2 separate regions of the Homo sapiens genome follow, and region 1 is linked to region 2. A link is a loop called in an ENCODE intact Hi-C map of the cell type or tissue named here. Cell type or tissue: gastrocnemius medialis. All regions are shown on one strand. Links, peaks and the distances in the headings refer to the core of each region. The heading gives the core; the rest is flanking DNA. Region 1 holds the start of FHL1 (four and a half LIM domains 1). Region 2 has its middle 73 kb from the start of SLC9A6.

Region 1 (16,242 bases), core at 8,080-16,079, 140 kb after region 2:
GGAGCCTCAGAGAATCTTTTGGACCAGTGTGCCCTTTCTCTCCTCACAGCTCATCCCAGAGCTGTCCCTGCCTCCTTAGGCTGATATGCCCCTGTTCCCTTCCTTGTGTTCTCCTGCAGTGAGCTGAGGCACAGGGTTTAGGGAGCCTATTATGATAGGAGGAGATTAACTTTGGGGTTCTGGGATGAGATCTGTGGACCTGAAAATATAGCCTCTCTGATCCTAGTCACTAACTGCTCATGCATGGAGAGTGACAGCTAAGAGGTCCGGGGTTTCTTTTGGGTGGGGATGTGAGGTGCTGGGTCATTATGGACATACGGCAATGGTCTGTCTACACAATGGTCAGATAATAGTCTTCTTACAGTCATCCCAACTCTAGATGCTTTAGCCGGAGTTCATCTTGGGGTGGGTATGGGGGATTGACCACAACGTGTTTTTGGTCAAGAGTCGGGTAGATGGTGCATATTTTGGTTCTGCCACCCCTGGGACCTTGGGCATTGCTGTACTCACCCAAGCTATGTCTCGGCACAAACAGCCTCATCTCCTGAGCTGTAGAGTCATTTCTGTAAGTGGCTTGATGAGATAGGGTCTTTTAGATCCATGTCCTTGGCATTTATTCAGAATTAACTCACATAATATGATGCTAATCTGCATTCTGGCTGGAGCTGCATATAGGTAGCCTCTTTTCATTGTTGGCCTTTATAGCCAACTTAAGCTCAGAGATGTGAATCAAGGGTGGCCTGCCTGATGAATTAGTGCTTATAAGGTAAACCCTTATTTGTTGTGTTGGAAAGTTTATTGACTCTAGCCAGAAAAGGTCTAATTAGCCACTGGGCCCTTTCCTGGCAGGGAGGATGTAGGGAAGACCCTCTGCAGCTCAAGACTGGACAGGTGACCTAGACCTATTGGGTATTTATTTCATTAGAGGATCAATAGAGCAGAGATTTGTTCTCCCCAGGTCTCCATCATCTGTTCATAAACCCTCCTGACCCATGTTGAGTCCACAGCTGTCTCCACTGGGCTGTCAAGCTGCTGAGGCCAATTCCTCTGAGTCCCTAGGACTTTGAGTTTTGCTCTCTGCTGCCCCAGTCATTCTCAGGCCCATGGTCCTTGCAGCTGGGCTCTTGGCCAACATCCTGAGCCCTTATCTCTTTTCCACATATTCCCTGTGAATTAGTAAACTTGATAAATTCTATTTGTAGGAATCTGCTGCTTGGGTCGGCCACATTTTTAGCGTGTAGTTGAATTAATAATATATAGTGCTTACTGTGTGCCAGCCACTGCTCTAAATGTTGCAAATATTTACTGCTGTATTTCTCACAATGACCCTTTTACATAGGTACTATTATCATCCCCATTTTACAGATGGGCAAATTTAGTCACAGAGAAGTTAAGTGAAACTTGCCAATGTCATACAACCAGTAAGTGATAGAGGCAGGATTCGAATTTAGATATTCTGGCTTCAGTCTGTGCTCTTAGCCACTGCACTATATTCTCTTGAATCATTATAAAATAGATATACTAATCTCAGGGCAAATTTCCTACTATTTGTCTTGGAACTAACCATGTTAATTGTTCAACCAATCTCATATAAAGTTAAGCCTTAAATTTCTTTCATGGAAGCCTTCAAAAATAGTTATGGTCCAGTCTAAACCGTTTTACCTGAATTTCATTGAATGCAATAGGACAATCACTCCTTGTTTCACTCTCTGTACCTTAGATAATCTGGTCTTATTTATACCAGTTAGGTACCTACTTCCCATGTTTGTTCTTGTTGATTATCATTGGAAATGAGCAAGAAGGGTGGGGATGTGAGGTGAATGGGGTGTGATCTTTCCACGTACATGTCCTTTGATGGCTTCTGCTCCTCTAGCTGCAGACTCTCCTTGCGTTCTCCTTTCTGGACTTCGTGTTCCTGTCATTCTGTTTCATGTACTTGCTGCCTGGCATGGTGAACTTGTTGTTTGACTTCAAGGGCTTTGAAATCACTCACTCTTGTTCCTTAAGTGTCAGCTGTTTAGGTAGAGCCTCTGCTTCCGCATCCAACCTAGTCCATATCTCTCTCAGCTCTGCGTCAACTACTGCTTCCAAGTTAGCCAAAGTTTATCCATAAACTTTGTTTTTCTTTTTAAGTTTAATAGGGTTTAATTGAGCAAAGAACGATTCGCGAATCAGGCGGCCTCTCGAACCAGAGTAGGCTAAGAGACTCCAGCATTAACCATTAACTGTGGCTGAGATAACTTGACTGGACTCTTGCTGCTGCATGAGAGAATCTGCAAAATGTGTCATCTACACACACAACTGTCCCTTAGTCTCAGGGTCTGTGACCCAGCTTAACCTCTGTTGATGAATATAAAGTCAAGGGATAACAAACCCCCTTTACCATACATAGCATTCCTAAGGTTTACATTGTCATGAGTAAAGATCCCTTGCTAATACGGTACAAGGAATAGTGCCTTCGGAGTCCAGACACTCAGCTTCTAGACCTGGAGCAGCTGTTAACTCAGGGAAGCAGGTGATCTCTCCATCTCTGGGCCTCAGCTTTTCCATCTATAAAATGAGGTGATTGGATTAGGTGGTATCTAAGACCATTTCCAACTCTATCATGCCATTTTTATGAAGCTGGAGACACCCTCAGACCTGGCCCACTTTATCTTCAGGTCCGCCAATCCTCTCCAACTTGTGGAGGAGCCTATACTCTGTCCTTACCATGCACAGGTTGACGAACAGGGAAGACAAGCTGCCATTGAGGGTGGTAATCTAATGGCAGACCACACACCAACAGGATCACTCTGGTTCTGCAGCTGAGTTTTCACAAAACAGTGCCTGTCCTGGCACAACAGAAGAGCTCCTTCCACAGAAAGTTATTCCTATTTGCTCTCTCAGATACGAATCACTGTGGGCCACCGCGCTCCTCTGTCCACCTGTGGTTACTCCTGCATTGAATCTGAATCAAGACACTGCTCAGGCAGTCAAATGTTGGCCTTCGGGGAAACTTGGCAGATGGGAGCCAAGTGAGCTTTCACTTTATGTACTTTCAGTCCTCTGGAAATCTGGATTTCCCCTGCTATCAAAATAGACAATGCTATTGCCTAACAAAATATAGACTTCCTGAGTGACATCCAGGTCACGGCTTGATCTCTTTCCTCCTGCTGTGTTCATGCTTCCACTTCCGTGCACCATGTTAGGTTCAGATGATCTACTGACCAAACCCCAGAGAACCACTCATGAGTCTTTTCAACCTTTACCTTGAATTCTAGGGCTATCTTCTATTTGGGGTTTGAAAACACCAGTGCATAATAAAGTAATGTATTAATTATAGTTTTTTGGTAAATAAAGATAGATCGTATGTTACTAGCCTTGATGTTTCACACAATGAAGCAGAGCTCATGAATTATTATAACATCCCTGATCAAGGCAGTTGATCTCAGTTATCAGCATTAAGAATAAAGGTATGGATGGAAGCTTATTTGATTTGTTCTTCTTTCCTATTATGGATATTAACCAGCTGGGTAAATTATAGAATAGGGTCATGGAATGTTTAGCCCTCAAGCATTTATCAGAGGCTTAAAATGTTCATAAAAGGTGGGCTTGGTGAATGCCAGGACTTAGCATGGTTGAAAGGGTGTTTTGAGTCATGGTACATGGCAATATGGAAATAAAACAGATATGTCACAAGTAGGTGGTAGAAATAAACTGGAAGAGAATTTTAACATCTAAAATGTGACAAAGATTTATCCTTACCAGCTTCTCAGTTTCCTGAAACATTTATTTTCCTTTGATTTTAGATTCTGTATTTATGTTATATATCTCTTTCTAAAACATTTTCTTGTTTCTGTTTTCTTTACTTCTTTTACTTTTTTGCCACTTCTGTTTTTTGAAAAATATCATCCTAGGCATGCTCTGAAAGTCATTTGTTCGGTGTTTTCCTGATAGTGATTTCTGGTTATAGGCCCATAAAGTATCTGTAGGATGTGGTTAGGATAGTTCCTACCTCTTGGTAAAAGTCTAGTAGTAACACAGGAAGGGCACAGACTTTGGGGACAAGAGACATTTAAAACTGTTACTGATCATGACATTACCAAAAATCAAAAGACAGGGGCCATGGCTCATGCTTCGTAATCTCTCTGTGAATATTATAAGGAAAATTCTAAGCCCTGGTCAACTGTGAAATGAACAGGTCTTCAGTGGAGTTAATTAGCATTTTCCAGGTGCTTTGCTGTTTACAGTGTCCTTTATTTCATGTATCTTCTCATTTGTTACAGGTCTTCTTTCATACCTTTTCCTTTTCTCTGAGATTCAGAGACCCTTTGGGGAGGCTGAATTTCAGGTTTGTTTTCATTAGGACCTTACATGACCAAATCCCCCCTCTTGGGGTTCCAGGGGTGCTCCTTCATTTTACTCTCTGATGGGTATGCCATGAATTGTGACATTTAAGCAGTGACTTTGCAAAATTGGACGTGTCAGTAGGAAAAAGTACTCTTCCCACCTTAAAGATTGACAGGAACATGAGATGGCTGAAGCTGTTCTGAGCTTTTTTCTGGCAAGAGTACATAGGACAAGAAATACTCTGGAGAGCTCAACATTGAATCACATCATATCATAGTGCATGACTAGTTGCCTTAATCTTGCAGTTGGACTCACTCAGGAGAAATTGTTGGCAGAGGGATTAAGTAGCCTGACAAAATTATATTGAGAAAAAAACTTGCAGTCTATTAATTTATTAGTAGTAGATATGAGGGAAAGAAGAGTCATGTAAAAAAAAAAAAAAACAACTGGACATGAAACCACGGAGAAATCCACAAAGACTCCATTACAGTTTGTTATCAGCCTCTTGCCCCTGGCCATGACTAATGGCCAGTAATTGTCTGAATAAGTTTTTAACCATTTGGAAATTTCTTCAGGAAAAGAAAAATCTAGTAAAGGGAGAAGGGTGACCACAAGTCAAGCTGTGAATGAGGAAGTCCTGAAATGTGGGCTAAGTGGGTCACTGAATTTGCCGTGTTTGATTCTTCGGTTGCACCACTTTGAACTTTTGAAGTTTGATCCTCCCAGTGGTGTTTCTGAGGTAGAGAGGCTAGGATTAGATTGCAGTGTGAGAAATCCCACAAACGTGATTCTACTGTAATCTTACTGTTCTCTCTCGCTCCTTGATAACTGGGATCCCATTAAAGGGGGTTCATTATTGACATCTCAGAAGAAACTCATTGTGAAGTCTAAAATAAAGTGCCATTCTTCCCTACACCAGCTCTGCCTCCCATATTCCCCATTATTTTCCCAGTCACCCAGAGTCACAACCTCAGAGAGATCCTTGGCTCCTTCCCCTTCTTTCAGTTCTTGTAGCCCTGTCACAGTGTCCCTTATATCTAGTTTTTCCTTTCCATGCCCATTGCCCCTGCCTCTCATTCTTTCAGTCTTTCCTTGCATCTCAGTGGACAATTGCATTACCCTGTGCTGTCTTCCCTGCCTCCTCTCTTCTCTGAGATCTGCTCTTCTTATCACTGCTTGCATGACTCCATCTCATTCTCCCCTTGCACCAGTTGCAGAAAGATCCTCCGTGTGTGGCTTTCCCTCCTCTCTAGCTTTCGGTCCTACTACTTCCTTATCTTGTGCTTCTGTCACACCCCAACCCCCCCCAGCTGCATCCTGCTTCTTGAACACGTCCTGTGTTTTTCTCATACCTTAGGTGACATGGTACCATTTTCTTGGAACACTCCCTCCCCCTTGTCTGCATGCCAAAGTCTTAATCATTCTTCAGGGACCAGGTCAAATGCCGTGACATCCATCAAGTCTTTTCTCATCTCCAAACCAGATGTGATCTCTCCCTGTGATAAATGTCAGTAACACTTTATACCTTTCTTGTAATACTTGTAAGGCTCTGCCTTGCATAGTAGTCATTTGCATATTTATCTTGTTACACTTGAAAGTAAGGACTGTATTTTATTCTTTGTGACCAGTAAAATACCTTGCACCACATAGTAGGGCATCTGTCCAATAAATGCTTGTCATATACAATAAAGCAATGGCTGGGGCGGCATTATCTACAGGTTAACCCAATAATAGGTCATAATGTATCTGCAGATAGTAGGACCATAAGGATGTGTAGATAAACCCTGAAGTAAATGATTCGCAGAGGGTCACATGGAAGGGAAACAGGGAGTTTGATACCTAGCACTCACTGAAAAAAGCGTCCGGATACTGCTAGAGTGTGAGACTAGAAGGCCTGAAATGTAACCATCATACACCAAAGAGAGTTGCTCCCAAACACCAGCCAACTCCACCAATAGTATATAAAGGTGCGTTGTAAACAGTACAGTGATTCTTAAAGATATTATTAAACATCATACTGTTAATATATAACAAGATTGACTAATATGCCAATGAAACCCGTGACTCCAGGTACCTGTGAAATAGCCAGCAAGGGTTCTGAGCCACTGATCCAAGACAGGACAAAGTTACCAACTATTCTTCCTAAGAAATTGTTTCTCATCATGCAAGGGGCTGTTTCTGTCTTGGTTTTGTGGAAGGTCTAATTCTGTGGCTTGAGGACATCTGCAGTAGGGCCAGATGTCAGAGCAGGTAGTGGTCATGCTTCATGAAGTTTTTAGGAGGGCACAGTTACCTGGTTGATGCAAATGGAAGTAACTGGAATAAATGCTATTGTTGCAGGCCCAAGCTCCCAGTCCATCCTGGCTGGTCATAGTTGACTAATTCATGGTGGTCAAAAAGTGATTCTCTTGTCTTTGAATTTTCTCTTGTATTTTAGGCAAAACAGATTTGTTTTTTGATACTTTCATAAAGCTGTCTATCCATATTCTGTTGTCACTTTTCAAAATGATCAGAAACCTAAAGAACTACCATACTTGCCTAAAAGAAGACACTTCCTGATGCATAGCTTGAAACAGGAATTGACTTCCTAAAGGAAAGTATTTGGCACACCAAGCCTATTGTTCACAGCGCTGCAAGAGAGGCATTTCAACATACATGGGCTCTTCCTAAAAATATAACTTGCTAAAATAAAAAATTCAGGGTTCATTAAGGTTAATCATCTAATAAAGTAAGAGAATTTCCTCTAGGTGAAAAGTTTCAGTTTATTTTAGGGGTGTGGTGTTGTTACAACTGGCTAATCTCCGCACCATAATTTAATCAGGCTGGATGAGAAAGAGACTAGAAAGGCGTGGAGCCAGAGCACAGTGTAGCTTCTCTTCTTTTCCCAGGCTTATTTTTTTCCTCTAACATGTAATAAATTTACTCGTAACAACCTGGCTTTTATTGTGTCATTTTCTAGCTAACTGGGAGTTACTGATGTCAGTTGTCTTTTAGAATAACTTTTCCTTAAACATTTGAAGATCGTAAGAATTGGGGAACTCATTCATTCATTTATTCATGGAGCATTTACTGCTCACCTACTGTGTGCTATAGGAACATGAAGACAAGCAAAGCACTGCCCTGGCCCTCAACCTGGTAGGGGAGATGTGTGAATAGGGCCAAAACCACTTAAACAAGACAGTGGCTATAAAGGTGTCTGTACCAGCGAGAAGGTCAGCTGCCTTCCTTGAAGTTGAGTGGCCAAAACCACTTTCAGGATTGCAGGTGGGACTATGTTTTGGAGGCTTGATGGATTTTTCAGTTATTTAGTTCATTCTTTCAAGGAATAGTTATTGAGAGCCTCCTGGGAGCTGGGCAGTGTTCTAGGCTCTGGGGCCACTGCAGTGAGCTCCAGTACTAAATCCCTGCCTTCATGGAGCAAAGCAGGAGATCAGACAGCAAGGAGAGAAATCAGTGCAATACCAGCAGACTTGAAGTAGGGAAAGGAACAACCATGACTCTGGGCACAGGGGACAGTGAGGAGGCCAGTGAGGTGGGAGTGAGGGAAAGGGGGCTAAGGGTAAGGCCAGAGAAGGAATGTGGAAGAAGGTCCTGGAGGGACTTGGGGGCTTTCTTTTCCTAGAACATGCTCCTAATAGCCAGCCCCCAGACATCTGATGGCCTGTTGAGCTATTACAACATTTTAGGTTGATGTCTTCATTTTCATTCATGTTTTTCCTTTTATTGTCCCTGATGCTGAAAAACAAGAGGTTGAGTTTGTGAGACAAAATGTCTTCATTGTGTGTGTGATGGGGATAGGCATAGTCTCCCCATCTTGTTCTGTGCTGTCTGCCGTTAAGGAGGTGGGGAGATTACGATCACTCTCCTTTCCTGTACAGTAATCTGCTGATCTCTGGAACATACTAAGGAGGACATAGAGTGACAACATCTATAATCCCCTTAATCTCTATATTCATACTGTCTAATCTCCTTGAGTTACACTGGTAACATAAGTCTATCTCTTAGAGTTACTTTTATCATTAACAGCACAAAAATGTATTATTTACAGGGCCAAATGCAAGCTCTTGAGGCATATAAAGTGGATTAATAAGGTTGGCTCAGCGTTAAGCTATGCCAGAGCCGAGTCCAAATTTTATTCCGGTACAGGGATGACTTTCTATGTGGCCTCTCTGGCTCTGGAGCTAATTTGGATGCTGAGTAGCCCCGCAGGTATTTATATGTAGCGTTTGGTATTTTTACTGGGTCCTATTCTTCTCCCTTGGATCACCTAAAATGGTTAAGAATTTTCTAGTGGGATTAAGGTTGTGATCTCTGGGGAGGGGTGGGACATCTGCTCTCGGTTATTTTTGTGTTAGCCGCTTCCCCTTAAATGTATGTTCACAAATGAGCCACAGCCTTATCAGCTGGGGTTGAGGGAAGACTGGTCTAGGTGCTGCTCCTGAACTTGGTCTCTGAGCCATGGCTTCCCATAGACACTCAGGTAAAACTTCATGCTCTTTATCTTATATTGAGCACAGTTTTGTTAGGGCAGTGAATCCGTCATTGGGCTAAAAGATGGTTTTTGATGAAATGATTTTAGTCTTGTCTGAATAGTAAATAAATTATAGCTTGTCTCTGTTTTGCCTTTGCCTTTCATGCTATTTCAAAGACAAAATATTGTTCAAGTACAATGAACAGTTTGAGTGATTTATTTTAAAAAGAAGTATATAAACATGTTACCACTATATTTTTACCTTTTTCAGGACATCTCATGAAACTATAAGAGATTGTGGGAGGAAAGGTTTTTCTGGTTAGGAATTTTTGGCTTTCTTTTTTATAAGATACAATTCTTCATCTTGACAGTGCTTTACATCCAAGGTGTTTGGAGAAGGTAAATCGAATGTGGAGCTGAAAGGAGGAACATTTGTAACTAAGAAAGTCCATAATGACCTAGCACATCTTCCCTTTTGCTGACAATGTTTTAAATCTTCCCGAAGTAACAGCTATGTTCCTTTTGATATGCTAAGTATGTTATTAATTGTTTTTAGCAGAAAAAGGGGCACATTTTGGACTCCTTGGGACATGAGCATTTTCTTCTGGTTTTGTAACCTTACAATTAAGGAAGCCCTTTGGCCATCGACAAGAAATCTATGAACTAGGGGCTGAGGGGCCAAAAGCCCAGTTATTTGAAGCCAGGAGGGTGGCTGTGGCCCTGTGGCCCTCTGCCTAAGTAACGGTTCCCTTTCTTGGGGCTGGTAAAGTCAGACGGTTAGATATAAAGAAGGCACTTCATCCTGTCTCCCAGCTTTCAGATTAAGGGATGTCATTATCTATGTTTTTTTTTTTTTTTGAAAAATCATTTTTTAAAACTCATTGCCTGTCAATATTTAAACAATGGAAATACTTTAGGAAATTTCTCTTTTTGGGGTTTTAAATATGCTGCAATGGAATGCCCTACCTTAATGAATTAATATGTAATGTCTTCCCTGTTCCCAAGTGTTCAAAAGTTGTCTGGTTTTTTTTTTTTTCCAACCCTCAGGAGCTGTTTCACAAACATGGTACCAAATGCTTGAGATTGTGGTTATCAGCCAAGATACACATTCTCTGGGTGTAGGCAAACTAGTCAGCTGTGCTAGTTGTCCTGATGAACCTTAAATGCATGTTACCTGGTAGAATAACTCTCATTTTGTTTACTAATTAAGTGACAGAATAGTGACAGAAAGTTTAAAAGTTTAAATAGTGACAGAAAGTTTATAGCATACCCAACCTTGGGTTTTAAATTGCACCAAATTCTTATGTCGTTCTTGTGTATGTAAGTCTGGAGGCTCTAATAACTGTGGCTAAATGGGACCAATTATTTATACCTTTTAGATGATTTTTGAATTCAGGAAATTGCATTTTGTATTGCATTAGGTTAATAGATTCATGAAAGCAGAGAAGAATCAGTCCATGAGACAGAGAAGTCCTCATAGAAAATCAGTGTTGCCCTGAAACGGGCTCAGTATGGGCAAAATAGAAGCTAGGATAATTGGATCCAAATCCATTTTTAGTGACTATCCATATACTGAGAGGACATTTCAAGGACAAAAACAATGTATACTCTTGACATTGAAGACTTTCTGTCTGCAAAATTATGTAGATTCAATTTCTTTAGCCTTTGGCCTTTCAAGTCGAAAACCAGGTTTGGGGTGTGGAGGGGGATCAGGTCACTTGCCATATTACACAGCCATCGATTCCCTTCACCAGCTGCTGCTCAGTGGGCCGCACAAGCCCGCCAGTCTTTTCTCAGGGCAGGGATGGAAAATGAGAGGGTAGGATGAGAGGAAAGTAATCCAACTGGATTGGCTTCTTAAAATACAGAAGATTTGAGTGAGAGTGAAACTGAACATTTTGTGCTTTTGATGACCACCAAATGACTACCTACTACTTCACCACAGCTGGAGAAACTAAAAACACATGCTCTTTTGCTGCCGGGTCAGAAATGCTTTTTTTCCCATATGAAAGAGGGGCTGTGTTGCACGTAATCTGTGCAACATTATGAAAAATCTTCATATACAGACAAAATGGTACTAGAATTGAATCTGGACTGCAGGAAGTTCAGTGGCACATAATTTTTCTTTTAATAATCTATATCGAACCCTCCTGACACCCGATATAATCTAAAATGGCATTAGTTATACATCAGTGACCCAAAAAAGATTTGTTTTTTTTCTAAATGCAGCATACCAGTGAAGTTGCTAATTACATTGAATCATTCTGTACACGTTCTATTTTGAAGGGAAAAAACACTTTCTGATTTTTGTATGAAATTGTATGAAAGACTACTTTTCAGCCGTGACTCATGAGCTCCGTCTCATTGCAGCTACTTAGGTATTTATTCCCAAATGTCTGACGACACCTCCAGGTGCATTAGCATGTCTATTACACAAGTGTCCTATTCATTGGCTAAGGCTTTGCTCCATCTGTTGAATGTTCTGAGGAAAGCATTATACCCTTTCTTTAGAAGCCAGTGTTTATATGTGGAGTCACTAATGTACTGGTAGGTTGGATTTAGTGAAGAACAGATCTGAAATAACCTGATTTTTTTCCATTTGGGTTGTTGTTCATTGTTTACACTGTACATTACACCCTTCATGGAAAACACATAGAAAAATGCTACCTACTCATGATATTCACATTCTCCTTAAATATTCATAGTTTGAGCAACTCAGGCATGAGGGAGAAGATGAACAATAGGAAGAAATACATGAGAAAATACATGTAAAAACACAAGCAAGATTTATTAAATACAAATCGACTGTAATGAGAGGTTTATAGTAAAAAAGAAAAAAGAAAAAAACAAATGTTGTAATGTTATATTACTTGTATGTGTACATGATTAAATTGAAAGCCAAAACTTTTAATTAAGATACTGAGGTTTATTTAGGCACCTCTCAGCATGTTGGATGTAGTTCAAGAATTTTCTGAAAAAGGAAGCTTGTTTATTAAGTGAAAATGATGTGTCTTTTGAAGCAGGCATAGAAAGTCAGGCTACCCTTTTGGAATAAATGTCTAAAATTTTATCACCCAGCCACATTTCTAACTGTATTCTAAGCTTGTAAAACTTTAATTTAGTTAATTTTTAATTAAATTATTTAATAATGATGCTTTCTGTCTTAGAAAATCAGGGGACATTTATGTGGACCTAAGGTGTAGGTTAGACTTCAGCACCTTACACGTCATATAAGATGATTTTTAAAATCAGGAAATAGTATGTCATATTGCATTAGGTTCATAAGTCCATGAAAGCAGAGGAGAATAGGCCCAAGAAAGAAGTCCTTACAGAAAGGAAATCAGTGTGGTCCTGAAATAGGGTTGGTATGGACAAAATAGAGGCTCAGATAATTGGATCAGAAGCCACTTTCAGTGACTATCCACATACCAAAGTTTTAGAAACTTAGTTGTGGTAACATATCTCCATCTGTCAATCAACAGGCATATACTGAGTGATTCCTGTATACAAAGCCCTGGATTAGGTACTGGGGCCCCCTAGTGTATGAGCAGAACTTTCTGTCATAGAGAAACCCCACTTGTTAGCACTAGGGAATGTATCCAAGTCACTCGGCACCAAAGTATGTTAGCAGCGGGGAATCTGTGGGTCTGTAGCAACCTCATTTCTTGCCTCCTCAAGGAAGAACAAGGCAGAGGGAGAAGCCAAGGCAACTTTTAGAGCAGGAGTGAAAGTTTATTAAAAACTTTTAGAGCAGGAGGCCGGGCACGGTGGCTCATGCCTGTAATGCCAGCACTTTGGGAGGCTGAGGCGGGTGGATTACTTGAGGTCAGGAGTTGGAGACCAGCCTGGTCAACATGCTGAAACTCTGTCTCTACTAAAAATACAAAAATTAGCCAGGCTTGGTGGTGCACGCATGTAATCCCAGCTACTTGGGAGGCTGAGGCAGGAGAATTGCTTGAACCTGGGAGGCGGAAGTTACAGTGAACAGAGATTGCACCATTGCACTGCAGCCTGGGTGACAAAGTGAGACTCCGTCTCAAAAAATAAAATAAAGTTTCAGAGCAGGAATGAAAGTAAAGTACATTTAGAAGATGACCAAGCAGGCTACTTGAGAGATTCAAAAAGTGCATGGTTTGACCTTTGACCTGGGCTTTTATATGTTGGCATGATTCGGGTGTTATATTACTTCTCTCCTGATTCTTCCCTTGGGGTGGGCTGTCCGCATGCCCAGTGGCCTGCCAGCACTTGGGAAGTGCCGCATGCGTGGTGTTTACTGAAGTTGTGTGCATGCTTACTTTAAGCGATTTTTCCCTTAGCAGTAGAGCATTCCCAGAGGTAGGTCTTATACCAGTTAAACACCGCAATTTTGCCTCTTAGTGCACATGCTTGAGCCCAATTACCCACCTCCTGAGATCTCATGGGGACGTGGCTGAGCATCAGTTTCAGGTGTTTCTGTCTATTAGGGACCGTGTTTCCTTGGTGCCAGCTGCAACCAATTATTATTTTAGCGAGAGATAGTTTAACAACCATCTGACCTTCACCTGATGGCCGCCTGACATTCCTGGTTGGGTGGGGGGCCCTCTCTTGCCCTGCTCATGTCTAATACCTACTCTGGCATCCCTACTATGTACAGATGAGGGCTACACCGAGACATTAAAATTAGTCAAAGAGCTGCCCGAGGGCAAACATGCCCTCCACAAAGACAAGTGGTAAGGGAAGAAGCATGGTGATGATGTGTAGCAATTGTTTCCTTCAATGATGGCTGACACTCCCATTCCCGGATAACAGCAATAGGTCAAGGCAGACATATCTAGAAGTTCTGGAAGATTAAAGGCCTTCACATTTCATGTACTTAGAAATAGCTAAGGGGATAAAAAATTATTCCCTAAGAAATAAATGCCTAAGTACATGTAATTCTGTAAGGTTGAAGAGAGCCCAAAAGAAGAGGTAAAATGCTGGCTGGGCATGGTGGCTCATGCCTGCAATCCCATCAAGTTGGGAGGCCGAGGTGGGCAGATCACTTGAGGTCAGGAGTTCAAGACCAGCCTGCCCGACATGGCGAAACCCCGTCTCTACTAAAAATACAAAAATTAGCCAGGCGTGGTGGCATTCACCTATAGTCCTAGCTACTCAGGAGGCTAAGGTAGGAGAATTGCTTGAACCCAGGAGGTGGAGGTTGCAGTGAGCCAGGATAGCACCACTGCACTTCAGCCTGGGTGACAGAGCGAGACCCTGTCTCAACAACAACAAAGAGGTAAAATGCTATCTTCATTTTTCCCTATTCTCTCATTTCAAACAAAAGAAAGTGCAAGCTGGGATGGACGCGGTGGCTCATGCCTGTAACCCCTGTAATCTCAGGTGCGGTGGCTCACGCCTGTAAAATGCACTTTGGGAGGCCAAGGCAGGTGGATCATGAGGTCAGGAGATCGAGACCATCCTGGCCAACATGGTGAAACCCTGTCTCTACTAAAAATACAAAAATTAGCTGGGTGTGGTGTCACATGCCTGTAGTTCCAGCTACTCGGGAGGCTGAGGCAGGAGAATCACTTGAACCCAGGAGGCAGAGGTTACAGTGATCCAAGATTGCGCCACTGCACTCCAGCCTGGTGACAGAGCGAGACTCCGTCTAAAATAAAAAAGAAAGAAAGAAAGAGCAAGCTTTTCTCTCCTCATGAAGTCAAAGCTTGATAGTAGCTCAGACTCAGGGAGCCCACACTCAGGATCTTTGCATGTGTGTCTCAGCATTGTCATTTATAAGCTGGCTTTTTAGAGTTGTTTTGGTCTTGTGCACATCAGCACATCATTCATATTTTATACAAAATTGTGACGTGATCAGTATCTCCTCCAACTTCATCCTGAGCACACTGCGTGCATGAGGGTTTGAAATTGTTTTGTAACAAATAATCATAAATTTAGAAGTACGTGACGTAAGCTAATTCAGGTTGCCCAGAGTTCCACTTAATTTGATTTATTGCAAAACAAATACGAAAGTTCATGAATTTGACATAGACATTGTTAACATACTTTAAGTATTTCTAGCCTGTTTACTTATTATGCAACAAATCCAACATTCCTAGAAGTGCCTATTTTATCTAGACTAATTGTTTCCACACACATTAAAAGGACTCAAGTGAATTGTAGAAATGTATTCTAAAAGAATATGCCCTTTGAAATGATTCTCCATCTGGATACAGACTGCAGGTTTAAGTATAGAGTGGTGGGGAATCTAAGGTGTAAGGTGACCCTAGAGTTTTCAAACTCAGAGTGAAAAAATCTTGCCTAAAGCTAGGATTCAAAAATACCAAGAGATGAAACTCTTCTTATGGGTACTATTAACTTGGGGTTGATTCATTTAATTTTCCTTTTGCTTGGTTTAAGACCATGTACTATAGGAATGATACAGTGGCCAGTGACTTCATTGTCTGACATTTTCAACACCCTTTGTTACTTCTATCTTCACTGGTGAGCTGTGGATTATTTTATCATCTGGATGCTTAGAACTCTGAGCAAGTCATGTTCTAGAACTATGAGACTAAACAATGAAGAACTTTGCACTGGTAATATCAAAGTACTGAAAGTGTGTGGTTTTAAAGTGTGAAAAACATGGCAGTTAAGATCTCTCAGGTACTTTGAACCATAATGCAGTTTTCCTTCTCTTCAAAACCTCTACTTCTAAATGGCATTCATTGTGTTTTCTAGTGTTTTTTCTTTGGTATGACACTAGTTAACCTGTATTTCTTACCATAAAGCTAGGACTCAAATACTAAGAGGTTTGACTCACCTTAGGTGGAACTTTATATAGTACTTTAACTTAGAAATATTTGGAATCAATTTCTGCTTATAAAGGTATCAAAAGCAAGTGATACTAAAACGAGTAGGTTCAAAGTTGTATACTAAATAGAGACCTTGGTAAGAGAGAATGAGGGATTTTCAAATATGGTCCAGAAGATAGTCTCTGAAAGGCTAAACCAGCAATGGTTACTAGCCATGCAGGAAGCCAGTGCTGTCTAATCTTACAAATTCTGTTTTCCTGCCAAATGGCATTTAGGAGCAACTGATAATTTATTTCTTGCCACTTGCCGTTACTGGAGATTTATTTGGTTTCTCAACTCAGCCCTTAACAAGAAAGCAAGTCTTTGTTGAGGGCACAATATTATCAGTATGGCAAAGCTAAGACGAGGCTTCTGTGTGACACTGGAAAGACCAACAAGAATGGATTAAAGAGAGTGATTTTCCATATGCTGTCACTGGGACAGGTACTTTTCTCTGTAGACACACAGGCTAAAAGCAGTTTAAAAGCTTCCTTACCTAAACAGTACATAGTTCAAGGAGATAGGCCCTGTGTCCATTGCGTCTCTAGTTTTTGTTTCTAACCCATTATATAAAGAAACATCCCAGTTTGCTTTTTAGAGAAAAGTTCAAGTTAGAACCATTCTCTGGTC
Region 2 (16,242 bases), core at 2,377-10,376:
ACTGTCCACAGAAAATCTGAGCCAATAGTGCCCTGCCCTCATAGAGCTTACATTCCAGTCAGGGAAGGCAGACCGTAAATCAACATACACACAAAATCATTCAAGTTGGGTAAGTGACAAATAGGAAATGAGATAGAGGGTGATGGGTGTGCGGAGGCAGGGTGGTTGTAGGAGGGACATTCAGGAGGTCTTGCTTAAGGGGTAACATTAAAACCAAGACCTGAAAGAGCCAGCCAGGCAGAGAACAGTGGAAGAGTGGTGAAAAGGTCTGGTTTGGGGTAGATGCTCACCGCATGTTTGTTGAAAATGAGTGAAATGCTCTCCTGACCTTTATGGAGCTGGATTTTGAAGTCCAGGGTGGTGGAATAAGGAAGCAAGAGGGTAACAGTCAGGAGGCCTGAGTCCTAGCCCTGCCTGCCACTAGGCACTTTTAGGAAGCCACTTCAACCTGCCTGAGCCTGTCTCTTCCTTTATAAAATGATGGCAGTTCGCTGAGCTATTACCATGTGCCAAGCACTGTGGTAGGTACTGGATACTGGTTCCAGCCCCAAGTCACTGCCAGGCCTATTGCGGGGGGATCAGATGAAGTGATGTACGTTGAAATGTTTTGACTGGGATTCAGAAGACTGTCGAAACCGAGTTTGAATATTCGCTAAGGTTTGCTGATGAGGTGCTATTTGAATAAAATACGGAAAAGTCTTTGCAGACCATGCAGCTACTTTGGGCTGCTTTTCTTTGGAATCTCCAGTTTAGCAATTTGGAGGTGCCCCAAGTGGTTGCCACGGTAAACACTGAATTCTGAGAACTGGCTTAGTTGGGGCTGTCATGGCTGGAGCCCGAACTCCATGAGACCTGGCAATTTCTGGCCAATTCTGCCCAGTGAAAGAACCCTTTCCTTTTTTTTTTTTTGAGACGGAGGATCACTGCAACCTCCACCTCCCGGGTTCCAGCAATTCTCCTGCCTCAGCCTCTCGAGTAGCTGGGATTACAGGCATGCGCCACCACACCCAGCTAATTTTTTATTTTTAGTAGTGACAGAGTTTCACCATGTTGGCCATGCCGGTCTTGAACTCCTGACCTCAGGTGATCCACCTGCCTCGGCCTCCCAAAGTGCTGGGATTACAGGCGTGAGCCACCGCCCCCGGTTAAGAACCCTTTCCTTTACCATGAACCTGTACTGCAGTTGCAGCTTGAGGAGAGGACTCCTGTCCTCCGTATCACTGTAGGACACCAGGTTGGCTCATTTTCCATTTGCTGCTGTCTGGTAGGCACTGGGTCCTGCTAAAGAGACACAGCTCAGTTGTGCATGTCACTTCTTTTTCAGTGATGAAAAAATGTATTGAAAGCTCTCTGAGCACTTCTTGGAAACAAGGTTTAATTTCTCCAGATTTGTTGGAATTTTGAAGTGGTTCACTGTATGTTTAAATACAAATCCTACAAAAACTGCATGAGAAGTATTCAATTTTTGGTTGCTTTAGGAGTCACGAGTCTTTATTGCATGATTTTTTTTTTTTCTGTTCATTTGAATTTCTTATACAGCTGTGTTCCCATGTGGACTAGGCAAAAAGCATGTGAGCTGTTTTTTCACCAGAAAAAATCTGGAACACTTCTGTCAGATAATAGAAGTTGCCTGTTTTTTCAATCTTAGAGTTGGTTTCGTGTAAGAAAGCAAGATAATGGCAATTGGACCCCCGATTTTGCCTCAAAATTGGTTTTTTAACACTTTTTTGAAACTCAACAATCAAAGTTTCATTTGCTGAGGGGAACGAAAAGGTTGATATTTAAACACTCCAGTCAATCAATATTTTGCTTACTAACATCCAGTCAATAGACACTGAGAACCTCACCTGGGCTGAGCCCTGGGCCAGGCACTGGGAACGCAGAGGTGACAAAATCATAGCTTCAATTGAAAAACAAATGCAGCCAATTAAGTAAGAGCATTGCCATTGTATGAAAAGCATTACAAGGGGGGCGCTGAATGAAATTCAGATTCCTCTCCTGCTGCTGCCTATGGTGGGCAGAAGAATGGCCTACCCAAAATATCCACACCCTAATCCCTGGAACCTGTGAATATGTTCAGTTACATGGCAAAGAGAATTAAGGATGTTAATGGAATTAAGGTTGCTAATTAGATGACCTTGAGGTGGGAGTTTATCCTGGATTATTCGGGGGGGGGGGCCCAATCCCCTTAAAGTGGGAGAGCCTTTCCTGGCTATGGTCAGAGAAAGAGATGTGATAACAGAAGCAGGGTCAGCGAGATGCTACGTTACTGGCTTTGTTTTTTTTTTGTTGTTGTTGTTGTTTTGAGACGGAGTCTCATTCTGTCTCTCAGGCTGGAGTGCAGTGACAAGATCTTGGCTCACTGCAACCTCCACCTCTCGGGTTCAAGGATCCTCCTGCCTCAGCCTCCTAAGTAGCTGGGACTACAGGTGCATGCCACCATGCCCAGCTCATTTTCGTATTTTTAGTAGAGACGGGGTTTCACCATGTTGGCCAGGCTGGTCTCGAACTCCTGACCTCAGGTGATCCACCCACCTCGGCCTCCCAAAGTGCTGGGATTACAGACGTGAGCCACTGTGCCTGGGTCAGATTGCTGGCTTTGAAGATAGAGGAAGGCAGCCTCTAGAAGCTGGGAAAGGCAAAAAAAAAAAAAAAAAAAAAAAAGGATTCTCCCCTAGAGCCTCCAGAACAAACACAGCCCCACCGTCCCCTTGATTTTAGTCCAGTGGGATCCTTGTCAGACTTCTGACCTACAGAACCATCAGGTGTCAAGTGAGTGTTGTCTTAAGCCAGTGGTCCCCAACCTTTTTGGGACCAGGGACTGGTTTCATGGAAGACAATTTTTCCACGGATTTGTAGCGGGGGAGAAGGGGGGATGGTTATGGGATGATTCAAGTGCATTATTCATTGTGCACTTTATTTCTATTATTATTACATTGTGATAGATAACGAAGTAATTATGCAACTCACCATAATGTAGAATCAGTGAGAGCCCTGAGCTTGTTTTCCTGCAACTAGACAGTCCCATCTGGGGGTGATGGGAGACAGTGACAGATCATCAGGTATTAGATTCTCATAACGGGTGCACAACCTAGATCCCTTGCATGCACAGTGCACGATAAGGTTCGCCCTCCTAGGAGAATCTAATGCCACTGCTGATCTGACAGGAGGCAGAGCTCAGGCAGCAATGCAAGCAATGGTACTGGTACTGGTCTGTGGCTTGGGGGATGGGGGCCCCTGTGTTAAGCTACTAAGTTTGCAGTATTTTGTTATGGCAGCAATAGGAAACTAACCCACTGCCTTTGAGGGAGAAACTATTGTCTCTGATGCTATTTTATTCTAAGTTCTGCTCTGTGCCAGGCACTGTGTGTAGTGCTGCAGATACTGAACTGAGCAAGACCCAGACTTCAGAGTCTGGTGGGAGAGACTAGCAGGTATACAGATAACCTTGGTGTGGTGCAATAGGAGACATGATGGAGAAGAGTCCAGGTGACAAATGCCAGGCTGGAGAAGGTCCTGCCATTTCTCTGACATTAACATTAACCTAGCTCTTTTTTTTTTTTTTTTTGAGATGGAATCTCACTCTGTCACCCAGACTTGAGTGCAGTGGCACAATCTTGGCTCACTGCAACCTCCGCCTCCCAGGATCAAGCAATTCTCCTGCCTCTGCCTCCCGAGTAGCTGGGATTACAGGAGTGTGCCACTGCGCCCTGCTAATTTTTATATTTTTAGTAGAGATGGGGGTTTTGCCATGTTGGCCAGGCTGGTCTTGAACTCCTGGCCTCAAGTGATCCACCCACCTCGACCTCCCAAAGTGCTGGAATTACAGACATGAGCCACCTCACCCAGCCTCTTTTTTTTTTTTTTTTTTTTTTTTGAGACAGCGGCTTGGTGCAGTGGCCCATGCCTGTAATCCCAGCACCTTGGGAGGGCGAGGTGGGCAGATCACTTGAGGTCAGGAGTTTGAGACCAGCCTGACCAACCTGGTGAAACCCCATCTCTACCAAAAATACAAAAATTAGCTGGGCATGGTAGCAGACGCCTATAATCCCAGCTTCTTAGGAGGCTGAGGCAGGAGAATCGCTGGAACCTGGGAAGTGGAGGTTGCAGTGAGCCTTGATCATGGCACCACACTCCAGCCTGGGCAACAGAGTGAGACTCCATCTCCAAAAATAAATAAATAAATAAATAAACAAACAAACAAATAAGACAGGGTCTTGTTCTGTAGCCCAGGTTGGAGTGCAGTGCCATGATCAAGGCTCGCTGCAGCCTCAACCTCCAGTGCTCAAGTGATCCTCCCACCTCAGCCTCCCAAGTAGCTGTTTATTACAGGCACGTGCCACAAAGCCCGGCTATTTTTATTTTTTATTTTTTATAGAGACAAGGTCTCACTATGTTGTCCAGTCTGGCCTCAAACTCCTGGTCTCAAGCAATCCACCTGCCTCAGCCTCCCCAAGGATTGGGATTATAAGCATGAGCCACTGCACCCAGCCTAACCTAGCTTTAACTAGCACTTTCACATTACTCACTGGTGTAAGAATTTTTCCCAGGCCACCATGCTCAATATGTTACCAGGAGTGGCAATGTATGGAAGACATGATCATACAGGGGTTTTAGAAAGATCACTTACTGTAGCTACGGTGGAAAGGATGAATTATTTGGAGATGGGTAACAGTGGACACAGAGATGATGGTTAGAAGACTTGGTCAGGTGAGAGAGAATGGTGGCCTAAGCACAGGAATACAGTAGGGGTCGAAAGGAGGGGACAGATGCAAGAGACATCTGGTTGGTGTTGATTTGGAGACTAGCCGTAGTGAATGGGTGAGGGGGACAGGTTACAGTGATTACCAGCAACCTGGATTGGGCAAATCAGTGGATGGGGTGGTGGGAATCACAATTTTAGAAGATACCTATTAGGACCAAGAGATTGAGAGATGTAGCGGTCAAAGCACAAATCTAAATTTGTTTCTGGATCACTTAGGTAAGGGTAGGTGGAGCCCAATTAAGAAAAGAGGGGAGGGAGAGGAGGGCTAAGGGCCCCAAACAAAAAGGCTGGGAAAGGATACGAGTTTGAAAAACACCAGGGTTTGCCATCCATTCTCTCATTATAACCTAAAAACATCTGGAGCTTTTTGCTATGGGTGGTGTCTGGGGAAAAATAATTGCTTTAACCAAAGTACAATGGATGGAGGAAAAAATAAATTATTTTCCCTCCTTACGAAAAACAGAAAGCTACAGAAGTTCTCAGGGAATGATGGGTGGTGTTATTAGGAAACTTTCAAATGTACGTCACTCTGGATTTCAGTGTATTCACCTCCAGTCTGGCCAGAAGAATGAAAATATATGTTGTGGGCTCTCTAAAACACAGTTTTTAGCATTTTCCAGAAGGGTCAAGGGCCAAGGAATGAATACTGGATGTGGAAAGGAAGCCACGGCTAGTTGGCCAGTCTCTTTCTGGTTCTGTGTGGGTTTGCATGCAAGCTAAGAGACGGCTTCGCTTTTTGCTTTTCCTCAGAAGCTGTTGCAAGAGTTCTCAAGCAAATCCAATCTAGTGTCCAAGCCCTCTGGTATGCTGTTCTCAAACACTGTGTGCCACTAGCTTGCTGAAACAGTCCGTGCCTGACCTGCTGTCTTTATGGAAATTTGAACCAAATAGCAACTGTTGGGATGGAGGTCATCCAATAGGCATGGATACAAACTTTCAAAATATTGGGCTTTGCCTCACTAGAAGGAAATCAGCAAGTGACAGTATAACTGAAAAAAGAAAGCTTAGGGGTCTATATTAAGATGAAGGAAACATCTGGTTTTTGTTTTCTCAACTTTTATTAATTCATCAGAGGTGTGAGTCACCAGTACACTCAGCCAATGTTTCCAAAATGAAGTCCTCATTGCCTCCGGAGTGGCTGGGAAAAGTCACTTCAGAACTAACTTGAGAGAAAGATGATGGACAAAGAGATGTCTTTTTTTTTTTTTTTTTTAAGAAATGTAGTGCTGGTCCTGATACGTAGAGGTCTTTCCTAAAATTGCTTGTGTTAAACCCCAATTACATTCCTTCCTCGGCAGGAATTTATTTCTTCACCCAGAAACTGTAGGACTGATGTGCTGACCTAAAAAACATACATTAAACGCAGAACCTCCCCTTTACCTACAAAGGCAGTCCAGGACAAAGCTGGCTATTCTATGTAACAATGGAGCCCACAGCTCTGCTCTCATTACACTGAGCTCTGTTCTTTCTGACCCATTGGTAGGGATGTCAGTAGTGCGATTCCAAACTCTGTTTCATAGGAAACCAATGACTTGATTATACAAATTCTTCCTTCATTCCTTCTGTCTGATCTAGAAAGTCAGAGGTACATCAGGCATGCTGCCTGCACTCAAGGAGCTCACAGTCTAGTGGTGAAGATAGCCTTGTCATTAGATACATGGTTTTAGAGCTCAGCATTTATTAGATATGTGGTTTTAGAGCTCAGCATTTCTAGTTTGTAAATGTAATAGATCAAAATGGCCATTTTTTTCTTGTAGAGAACTTCATGCCATCTTTTCATTATGCCCTTTAGCAGGATCAATAGCTTATTATTAGATATTTTTGGTATTTCTCTGATTTCTCCACTGATTTTATGTGAACAAGCAGCATCTGTGCATGTAGTTTCTGTACCACGCATTTGGAGTCACTTCTAAGGATGAACAGAAGAACTTACAAGGTAAATTAAAAGCAAAAGTAACTGGCACACTGCTTCTATCTGTGCTGAGCCAGTTGCCACTTCCTCTCCATAACCCTGGTATATTATAGAACTTTTTCTTGTTGTTAGGCTAAGGAAGAAACGAAAGGGTAGCTTCAGGCCAGTGGCTCACGCCCGTAATCCCAGCACTTTGGGAGGCCGAGGTAGGTTGATCACCTGAGGTCAGGAGTTCGAGACCAGCCTGGCCACCATGGCAAAACCCCATCTCTACTAAAAATACAAAAATTAGCCAGGCTTACTACAGAGGCTGAGGGGGGAGAATCGCTTGAGCCTAGGAGGTGGAGGTTGGTTGCAGTGAGCCGAGATTGTGCCATTGCACTCCAGCCTGGGCAACAAGAGCGAAACTCTGTCTCAAAAAAAAAAAAAAAAAAAAGATAGCTTCAGATACCACTCTAATTATACAGCATCTAGAGTCTGTACTTATAGACAATGATCCAATTCTATATCAAATAAAGCACAAACCAGGTCTTAAATATTTTAATGACATGACTGAATTCAAATAACAGTGTCTAGTTGGGTAGTTCAGGACAGAAATTTCCAGCTTGTGGGCATTGTAGTTTCTTACTGTAAGATAGTCTTTATATCGTGTCCCTTGTAGTAAATGAAAACTTCAATCTTTATAAAGAAAATGATGTCATCGGCTTGCCCTTTTCTCTAGTCCCCATCAGATTGAATTTAAATATGATACCGGCAAGAACAACAGAGTAAATGATCAGTTTGTGATGCATCTGGTCCAAGGGGGATTATTTTGACAGTCTGTTCTAACCATACAAACAATGTTTCCAATAAAAAGTTTTATTAGGTGTTGTCACAGATATAAATGTTTCATAAAGATAGCACTCCAGTTGTAAATCATACTTGAAATCATTCTAAAGTCACCTCATTAGATACCAAGAAAAACTATGTCTTTCACATAAATTCTGGCCTCGAGTGACTTTAAAAAAAAGGAGCAAAGAATAAAAAAACAAAACTCAAGCCCCAGCCATCTAAGGCTGAACTTTAAGAGAACTGACAGGAATAAGAAAATTTCCTTTGTCTGTTTTTGTAATCTTTTTAAGATCATACACTTCAAACATTTCATTATCTTCCTGGGTCCATCAGATTCTCCAGAAATGATGGAAGTGGAAAAATAATCTAAACTCACTTTTTAGAAAAACTCTGGCTCATTGGCCAAGCGCGGTGGCTCACATCTGTAATCCCAGTACTTTGGGAGGCAAAGGCTGGCAGGTCACCTGATGTCAGGAGTTTGGAACCAGCCTGGCAAACATGGAGAGACCCAGTTTCTACTAAAAATACAAAAATTAGCCGGGCCTGGTGGCGCATGCCTGTAATCCCAGCTATTCGGGAGGCTGAGGTAGGAGAATCGCTTGAACCTGGGAGGTGGAGGTTGCAGTGAGCTGACATCACACCACCACACTCCAGCCTGGGCGACAGAGTGAGACTCTGTCTCAAAACAAACAAACAAAACCTCTGGCTTATTGAAGTATGATTTATATGCCATAAAATTTATCCTTTAGCATATAGCTCTGTGAGCTTTGAAAAACATAGACGGCCGGGTGTGGTGGCTCACGCCTGTAATCCCAGCACTTTGGGAGGCCGAGGCGGGTGGATCCCCTGAGGCCAGGAGTTCGAGACCAGCCTGGCCAAAATGGTGAAATCCTGTCTCTACTAAAAATACAAAAAATTAGCCTGGCGTGGTGGCAGGAGCCTGTAATCCCAACAATTCAGGAGGCTGAGGCAGGAGAATGGCTTGAACCCAGGAGGCGGAGGCTGGAGTGAGCTGAAGTGAGCTGAGATTGCAACATTGCACTCCAGCCTGGGCAACAAGAGTGAAACTCCATCTCAAAAAAAAAAAAAAAAAAAAAGAAAAAAGAAAAACACAGACATGTAACTATCACCACAATCAACAGACGAATCGGGTTCATCTCTCCAAAAACTTCCCCTGTGCCCATTTGTAGTTAATCCCTTTCCCCACCCTGGGCTTCTGACAACCACTGACATATTTCCTGTCCCTGTAGTTTTGCTTTTTCCAGCATGTCATATAAACAGAAGCATACAGCACATAGCTTTTTGCAGACCTGCACTTTTGAAATTAATGACATTGTTTTCAGATTATAAAAATAATACATGTTCATTGTGGAAAAAATTAAAATATTTAAGAAATGAGACATGAAAATGCTACCCAAAGATAACCATTGTTAACATTTTAGTGAGGCTTCTTCCAGTCTTTTTACTCTATATGCATATGCACCCACACATTCAGAAACTTTGGAAAATTGAAATCCTACTGTATATAAGATTAACTCTTTCTTGAGAGTGAAAGGCATGAGCCTAATCAATGGGCTGAGGGATAGAAAAGAAACAGGCACAGAACAAGATGCAGAGGAGTAACTTTCCAGGCTGCCTTTGGAGGCTTGGTGGCCTCTGCATTTGGTTTCCCAGGCTGCTTGCATTCACTTGTTTTAAGCAAAGACCATCTTTTATTTTTTAAAATTGTTTTGTAGGCAAAGGGTCTTGCTATATTGCCCAGGCTGGTTTCAAACTTTTGGGCTCAAGCAATCCTCCTGCCTTGGTCTCCCAAACTACAGGGATTACAGGTGAGAGCCTCCACTCCTGGCCATCTTTTTGATTTGGATGCTGGCTTTTTCGTGAACTGAAACAAACACATTCCCAGGTTGAGTTCGATGCTGGTTCCTCTGGGGACTGACAGTGCCCTGTGCTCCTCAGCTGCAGAGAACTCCTCTCACTACATTAGAATTGTTCATTTATTTTATCCATCTCCCCCACTAGACAGTAAGCCATAGGCTCAGACACCCTTGTCTCAATCGTCTGATTTCCCCCAGTGTTAGGTATACTGCTCAGCAAAAAGTAGATACAGGAACCTACCAAGAATGTGAGGGATGAACAAAGGAGCGAATGAATGAACAAACCAAGATCAAACATTCCCTTTACTGGACTAGTGACTGCCACTCATTTTCTTCTCTTCTGCTTTACCCACAGAAGAGGAAAAAATACCTTTTTGAGCATTACTCTGGTGGCTGTCACAGAAGGGGTGAATTCTGCTTTCAAATGTTTTGGCATTTTTTTGACTCACAGCTACACAACCTGACAAGATAGCCAACTAGCTACTTCTCATGTTTCTGTGGCATGCCTCATGCACTGCTCCATGGAGCCGACCAAAACCGTATTGGCTGGGAGATGTAAAGTGCCAAAAACGGACCTGGCAAGGAGAAAGAAGAGGCGATCTGCTTGGAGTTGCCATTGGTGGGCACACAAACCTGTGAGTGGCTCGTGCGTGCTTCTCCATGGCCATGCAAGCTTTTGCCCTCCCTGCACTTCACAGGGCTGGGAGAGAATGGAAAGTCTATGTTTAAGATCAGGGTAAGCTCACGTCTGTAATCCTAGCACTTTGGGAGGCCAAGGCGGGTGTCTCACCTGAGGTCAGGAGTTCGAGACCAGCCTGGCCAACATGGTGAAACCTCCTCTCTACTAAAAATACAAAAAAAAAAAAAAAAATTAGCCAGGTGTGGTGGTGGGCACCTGTAATCCTAGCTGAGGCAGGAGAATTGCTTGAACCCGGGAGGAGGAGGTTGCAGTGAGCCGAGATCCCACCATTGCACTCCAGCTTGGGCAACAAGAGTGAAACTCATTCTCAAAAAATAAAATAAAATAAAATAAAATAAAAAACAGGATAAGTTGAGAAAGAAGAAGGTAAGGAGAGGGAGAAAGGGAGAATTACAACAACAGAATTAAGGCCATTGTCATTTTCCCCTTTGATCTGAATCGTCAGCTATTTCCCGCATGTAATAATAATAGCGGTTGTCTCTTGTTGAAGCACCTAATCTGGGCCAGGCACAGGGTTAAGCCCTTTATAAGCATGGCCTCATCGAATCCACAGAACAACTCTCTGAGCTGAGTGCCATTGCTATCCCTTTCTTGCCGATAAGGAAGGAACTGGGGCTCAGAGTGGTTCAGCGAAGGTCCAAGATCACACAGCTACTTAGCACAGTGCCTGGCCTACAGTGAACACCCTGTCAATGGTAGCTGTCATGGCGATTATTACTATGATTAATCATAAGAAATGGCTGGTGCCACCATCGGCTCAAAGCAGACTGAAGTCTCAAGGCCCAAAGCAGGCTCTGAGGTGCAGACTCCCGGGGGCCTGCTCAACAGGCATGAGGACCTCGACTTCCCTTTGTGCTTCTTCAAGACTTGGGATGGTGGCTCCTTGGGTGGTGGGGAAAATGATGCCATACTTGTGTCTGGCTCCTTCTTGGTTCCCACAAATGTCCTTAACATTTTCCATTTTCTGAGTGGCTTTTGTGAAACTGCTCTGATGTGGTTGACAGAACTTATAGTGGGATCCAAGTCAAGCCTTCCTCCAGAGGAAAGTTGGAAGCCTTTAAGGGTCTTGTCAGTGCTCACGTAGCCCACAGCCTCCTGCCTAGCATTGGCCAAGGCCAAGGCTTCCCGGCAGTCAGCTCTGGATCACAGCACACTCATTGATTCCTGCGCTGTTTCCGGGGGTGGGAAATCAATCCCCTATCGGCCTGGCTTGGGCTTGCTGGGCCTTTTCTCCAGGGAGAGTTTCGCTGGGGCCTCTGATCTGCACGTGATGCTCTTCATGGTTCAAGGGCTGTCGTGTCCAACTCAAGATGATTTCCTTTTCCGTGTTTTCTGCAGCTTTTTTTTTTCAGGACCCTAGAAAAACTTTGAAACTTAAAATTACTCGTGTGCCAGGAATTCCCACAGCCTCCTTGTGAGGGGTAGGTGAGCACCATATGCTGTTTATACAAAAATAAATGGCTTCCCCCCATGAAGCACATGGGCCCAAATCACTGGCTAACCCCCTTTTTACCTTAGCAGCTGGAGCAATGGCCCTCTGGATGAGAATGCGTACGCAGATAGAAATTTGGCTCTAAAAAGCCCTGAACAGTTTGTTTGTACAAGAGCTTGGTCTCCTAGAGAGGCAGGTGGTGGGCAGGCCAGTGTCCCTCTGTGGGACTAGCTGAAGAAAGCAGGAGAAGACCAACATGCAGTGCTGGACAATTACCTTGTCCCTCCCCGGGGCGGACTTTCAGGGAGGTCACCTCATCTTAATCACCACTTCCCCAACATCATGAGCCCTAGGACTGGGTGCAAAGGAGGGGTATCTCTCTTTTTGAAATTAAAATACTTGAAGTTATCGCTTCACTTGGGCAATAGATGTCTATTAATTCATTCCTCAAGCAATTATTGAGTACTTACTATGTGCACATCTGAAATTGTACCAAGTGCAACTCCAACCACTTGCCCCAGTGCTGACCCAACAACAACACTGGGCCAAAACTAAAAGTTTGGAAGTGATGGAGGCTGCAAGTTGACAGCCTGGGCAGCTAGAGAGTGAAAGTGTCAGTTGCTGCATTTCGATGGGATTTTATTCAAGCATGTATTCATTCATTCATTCATTCATTCATTCATTCATTCAACCAAGATTCATGAGTGTCTACTGTGTGCCACATAGTGTGCTAGGCACTAGGGATATCAGAAGGGAGAATGCCAGCTGTAATCAAAGGGAACTTCAGATAACAGTAGCTAACATCTACAGAGTGTTTATGTGTGCCAAGCACCATCATGAGATGGCTTCTCTCTTTTAATGCTCATTCCAGCAGTGGCAAGGAGGTCCAGACAGATGGGGAAACTGAGGCTCAGAGATTTTACTGACTTACTCAAAGTCACATAGCCAGAAAGTGGCAGAAGTTAACTTGCAGAATCCAAGTGAGCCCAAGGGCCTGAGGTTGTGTTCTTTGCTGGTTACTACACATTACTGTACATTACTGCCTGCTGCAGGGATTAGCTAGCTGCAGCCCACAGGTCGAGTCCAGCCCATTGACTGTTTTTGTGCTGCCTGAGAGCTAAGACTGGTTTTTGTATTTTTAAGTGGTTGTAACAAATCAAAAGTATATTTTGTGACACATGAAAATTATATGAAATTCACATTTCAGTGACCATCAATAAAATTTTATTGGAACACAGCCATGCCCATTCATTCACGTCTTGCCTAAGGCTTTTTCACTACAGTGGTAGAGTAGAGCAGTGGTGATAGACCTATGGCCCGCAAAGTGAAAAATGCTTACTATCTAGCCCTTTACTGTCACTGACAGAAAAGGAAACAGATCTCAGCCCATCTCTGAGTTCAGGTGGTCCCCAGAGCCCTGCCTCCCTATCCCAGCTCTTCCTCAGCAACTCAGAAAGACCACCGGGGAGACTTGAGTGAGCATTTCAGATGATGGCTGCCTTTGAGTTATTTCCAGCACTTCCTTCAGAGTCTTTGAGGCTGAAATGTTTAGGGTGGTATTAGGTTTTTCATCAAATGTTTAGATGAAAATGTAGACAGCCGACTTGGGGTTATTTGTGAACAAAGCCCTAAAGGCAAATCTTATTGGTTTTTGCTGAGAGGTGCCAAATTATCTCAGCCTCCACTGGGAGCTGCTTGTGGGGCCTTATATGGGCATAATCTCCTAAGCCAGGCTTGCCTCACTCTGCGGCATGGTTGGATCCACTTTTAAGGTTATGTGTGAACATTTCTTGTCTTCCTGTTTGCTCAAGCTGTGGGGAACTTGGCTTTTGCCACACTTTAAGGGAACATAAATGCTGTCCACTTTGAGCACGTTTCATTTGTATGTCAAAGATGACAACTGCCTTCCTTTTGGAATTCTTCTCCCTTTATATTTGTCTGTAGGTGGAAGGAAGCATTTTTGTAAGTGCTGGAGTCGGGGAGATGTCGCTTCATTATCCTAGTTGCTTCCTGGGATTAGTGTGTCTGAAGAGATGTTGATAAAGGAAACATTTACTGTGTGTCTATAGGCAATGAATGTGTCTGAGGCATTCCATGGGCGTTAGCTTACTCAAACCTTGCAAAATGCCTTCACTCACTCTTTCAACAGGTATTTATTGAATGCCTACTAAATGCCAAGTCATGTGGTAAGCCAAGACAGTAATGGGGAGAGCTACTCCAGACTGGGAAATCAGGAACGGTCTCTCAGAAGACATTTAAGATGAGGTCTGAAGGATAAGAAGGTGCTGGCTGGGAGACTCTTCGTAATTGGATTGGAAATCTTGGTGCAGACATTTGAGTTAAGAGAGTTAATGAAAGAACTGCGCCAGCAACTCAGTTGACCAGAGCCCCATGCTGAGGAACCCAAGGCTACTGGGGATTTTGTTCTAGAGACCTCAAAATGGAACCCTAACCTAGGCTTGCCCTGGAAAATATAGCTCTGGTCCAAAGGAGATCAGCTGAGCAAGTGAGGCTCCCCCCACTATTGGACACCAAATTCTGCAAATGTTTATGGGGCTGTTCTCATAAGCCCAGCACTACCTAGGTTTTGGGAATCCAGAGACAAATCAGAGAGCAAGGAGCTCAGGGTCTAGTGGAGGAAATAAGTCATATAATCAAATAAATGACTCGACGATGTACTAGGTACAACAAAAGAAATATGTATAAGATCTCAAGGTAGCACAGAAGAGGGGGTGCTGAACACACTTGGGAGGCCCAGTAAACAGCCAAGGGAGGCTAAATTTTGAAGAGCCAGAAGGGCCCTTCCAGAACAAGAAACCTGCATGACCAAATGCCCAGAGACACAAAGCCACATGCCAGAGGCTTCATGCCACTGGGTCTTTGGGGAATAAGAAGACCTGTTATTTTCGAGCCTGAAGTACAAGGTAGAGAGTAGTGGACATTGAGATTTCAGCAAGGGCAGTTCAGGGTGAGCTTTGGGAATAAGTGTTTCGGATTTGAGCCACACTAAAGGTATGTAAACACAAGAAAGGAGATGTCTGTGTTAACTTGCCTTGATAATGCCCCTCTTGTTACCCAATCCCACTGGTTTCAACTTCATCTTCTGGGAACCTATGGTATTTCAAAGACACTGCCTGATCCCTTTCTAGACAAATTTTATGCTTTTGGAAGTGGCATTTCCCCGCTAAGTACTTTATACTGTTTTCTTACAACTTTGCAAAGCATCTGCCATATGGTATTTCTCCCAAGTGAGAGATTATTGCCTCTTTATTGGAGGGGGGGAGCTGAAATGAAGTCATCTGTCCACTGAAGTGACAGCTGCAAGCAGAGATGTACTCTCTAGGCAGCAGGCCTGCCGTCAGAGCCCAACCCGGTGCGCCTTCTCCAAGAGCGGCTGTCCCCTCCCAGCCTCCTGTCGCCGCTTTCCCTTTCTTCTTGCTTCCTGTTATATAAGAGCATTTTTGCAGAGATGAGCTCTGGGCTTGTTCTGAATATTTTAGGTGTCAAACATCCTGTTTTTCTCTGAGTAATGTGACCCTGTCAATGACCCACTGCATTTCAGAATGACATCATGGGATTCAACCGAGAATGGTTGAAGAGAAGTGATTATGGGAGCTCAGGGACCTCTGCTTGCCCCTTTACCTTTCAGCAAGTTGTTTGGAGATGTCAAACAAGAAGTCTGCAAATGAGTGTCTGCTTTGCACAAGAGCAGGGGTTGGCAGACTAGGAACTGCAGACCAAATCTGGCCCACAGAGCAAATCCATTCCCAGCTGATTTTGCAAATAAAGTTTTATTGGCATTCAGCCATGCTCATTTGTTTGAGTATTGTCTAAGGCTGCTTTTGCACTGCAATAGCAGAGTTAAGTTATGTAACAGACCCCATATGGCAGGCAAAGCTGAAAATTTTTACTATCTGGCCCTTGCAGAAAAAGTTTGCTGAACCCTGCGCTGAAGCTCTCTCCTCCTACACCCTAGGAAGAGGGCACATGGATTTAGCGTGCTCTCATCCCATGACTGAGTACCCGCCCATTCCTTTCCCCTCTTCCCCAAACACCTGATACAACAAAAAAGGTAAAGGTTGATTTTCAGCAAGCATATTGGGGCTTTCGTATGTATTAAATGTCATCAGAACTTGCACATTTATTAAATGTGTTGCCTTTCTAAGAAGTTCCCTAAAGAAATTGCACACACTTAGGCTAGGCACGGTGGCTCATACCTGTAATCCCAGCACTTCTGGAGGCTGAGGCAGGCGGATCACCTGAGATCAGGAGTTCGAGACCATCCTGGCCAACATGGTGAAACCCCGTCTCTACTAAAAATACAAAAATTAGCTGGGAGTAGTGGCACACACCTGTAATCCCAGCTACTTGGGAGGCTGAGGCAGGGGAATCACTTGAATCTGGGAGGCGGAGGTTGCAGTGAGCCGAGATCACGCTATTGCACTCCAGCCTGGGTGATAGAGCAAGACTCTTGTCTAAAAAAAATAAAAAGAAAAAAAAAGAAAAGAAAAATGAAATTGCACACTTATTCCAATGTGGCTGCCAGTGTGCCAGACATTGCAGGGAGTACTCTTCAGAGCCAAGCTATGTGACACCTGAGAAAATCCACTTCACCTTCTTTTTGGACCCAAAGTAGTGCAGCCTTGTTGGAACATCTGCCTAGTTGCCATGGATCAATGTTGGCTTATTTTTTCAAACAACAGCAAATTCAGCACTAAGGATATT

What was found. Peaks named below come from ENCODE experiments on the same cell type or tissue, not always from the same donor. Only the 100,000 strongest peaks of a DNase experiment are listed, where the experiment ranks them.
Region 1: it touches region 2 in a loop (3-fold over the local background); 2 of 110 quality-filtered maps call a loop at or near these places.

The regions. Positions count from the first base shown.
Region 1 is chrX:136,188,326-136,204,567 of GRCh38, forward strand. It overlaps FHL1 (four and a half LIM domains 1), which reads left to right and starts at 8,722. Exons shown (of 6, transcript NM_001159699.2): 1 at 8,722-8,809. The coding sequence starts at 8,788. In gastrocnemius medialis, for the core only: a CTCF peak has its summit at 12,350 (motif pointing left); a DNase peak (open chromatin) is centred at 11,176; H3K4me3 peaks cover 5,338 bases; H3K27ac peaks cover 8,000 bases.
Region 2 is chrX:136,050,278-136,066,519 of GRCh38, forward strand. No RefSeq gene overlaps it. Among named protein-coding and RNA genes, the nearest start is that of SLC9A6, 73 kb to the left of the region's middle. In gastrocnemius medialis, for the core only: no CTCF peak of the experiment used is centred there; a DNase peak (open chromatin) is centred at 5,564; H3K27ac peaks cover 3,039 bases.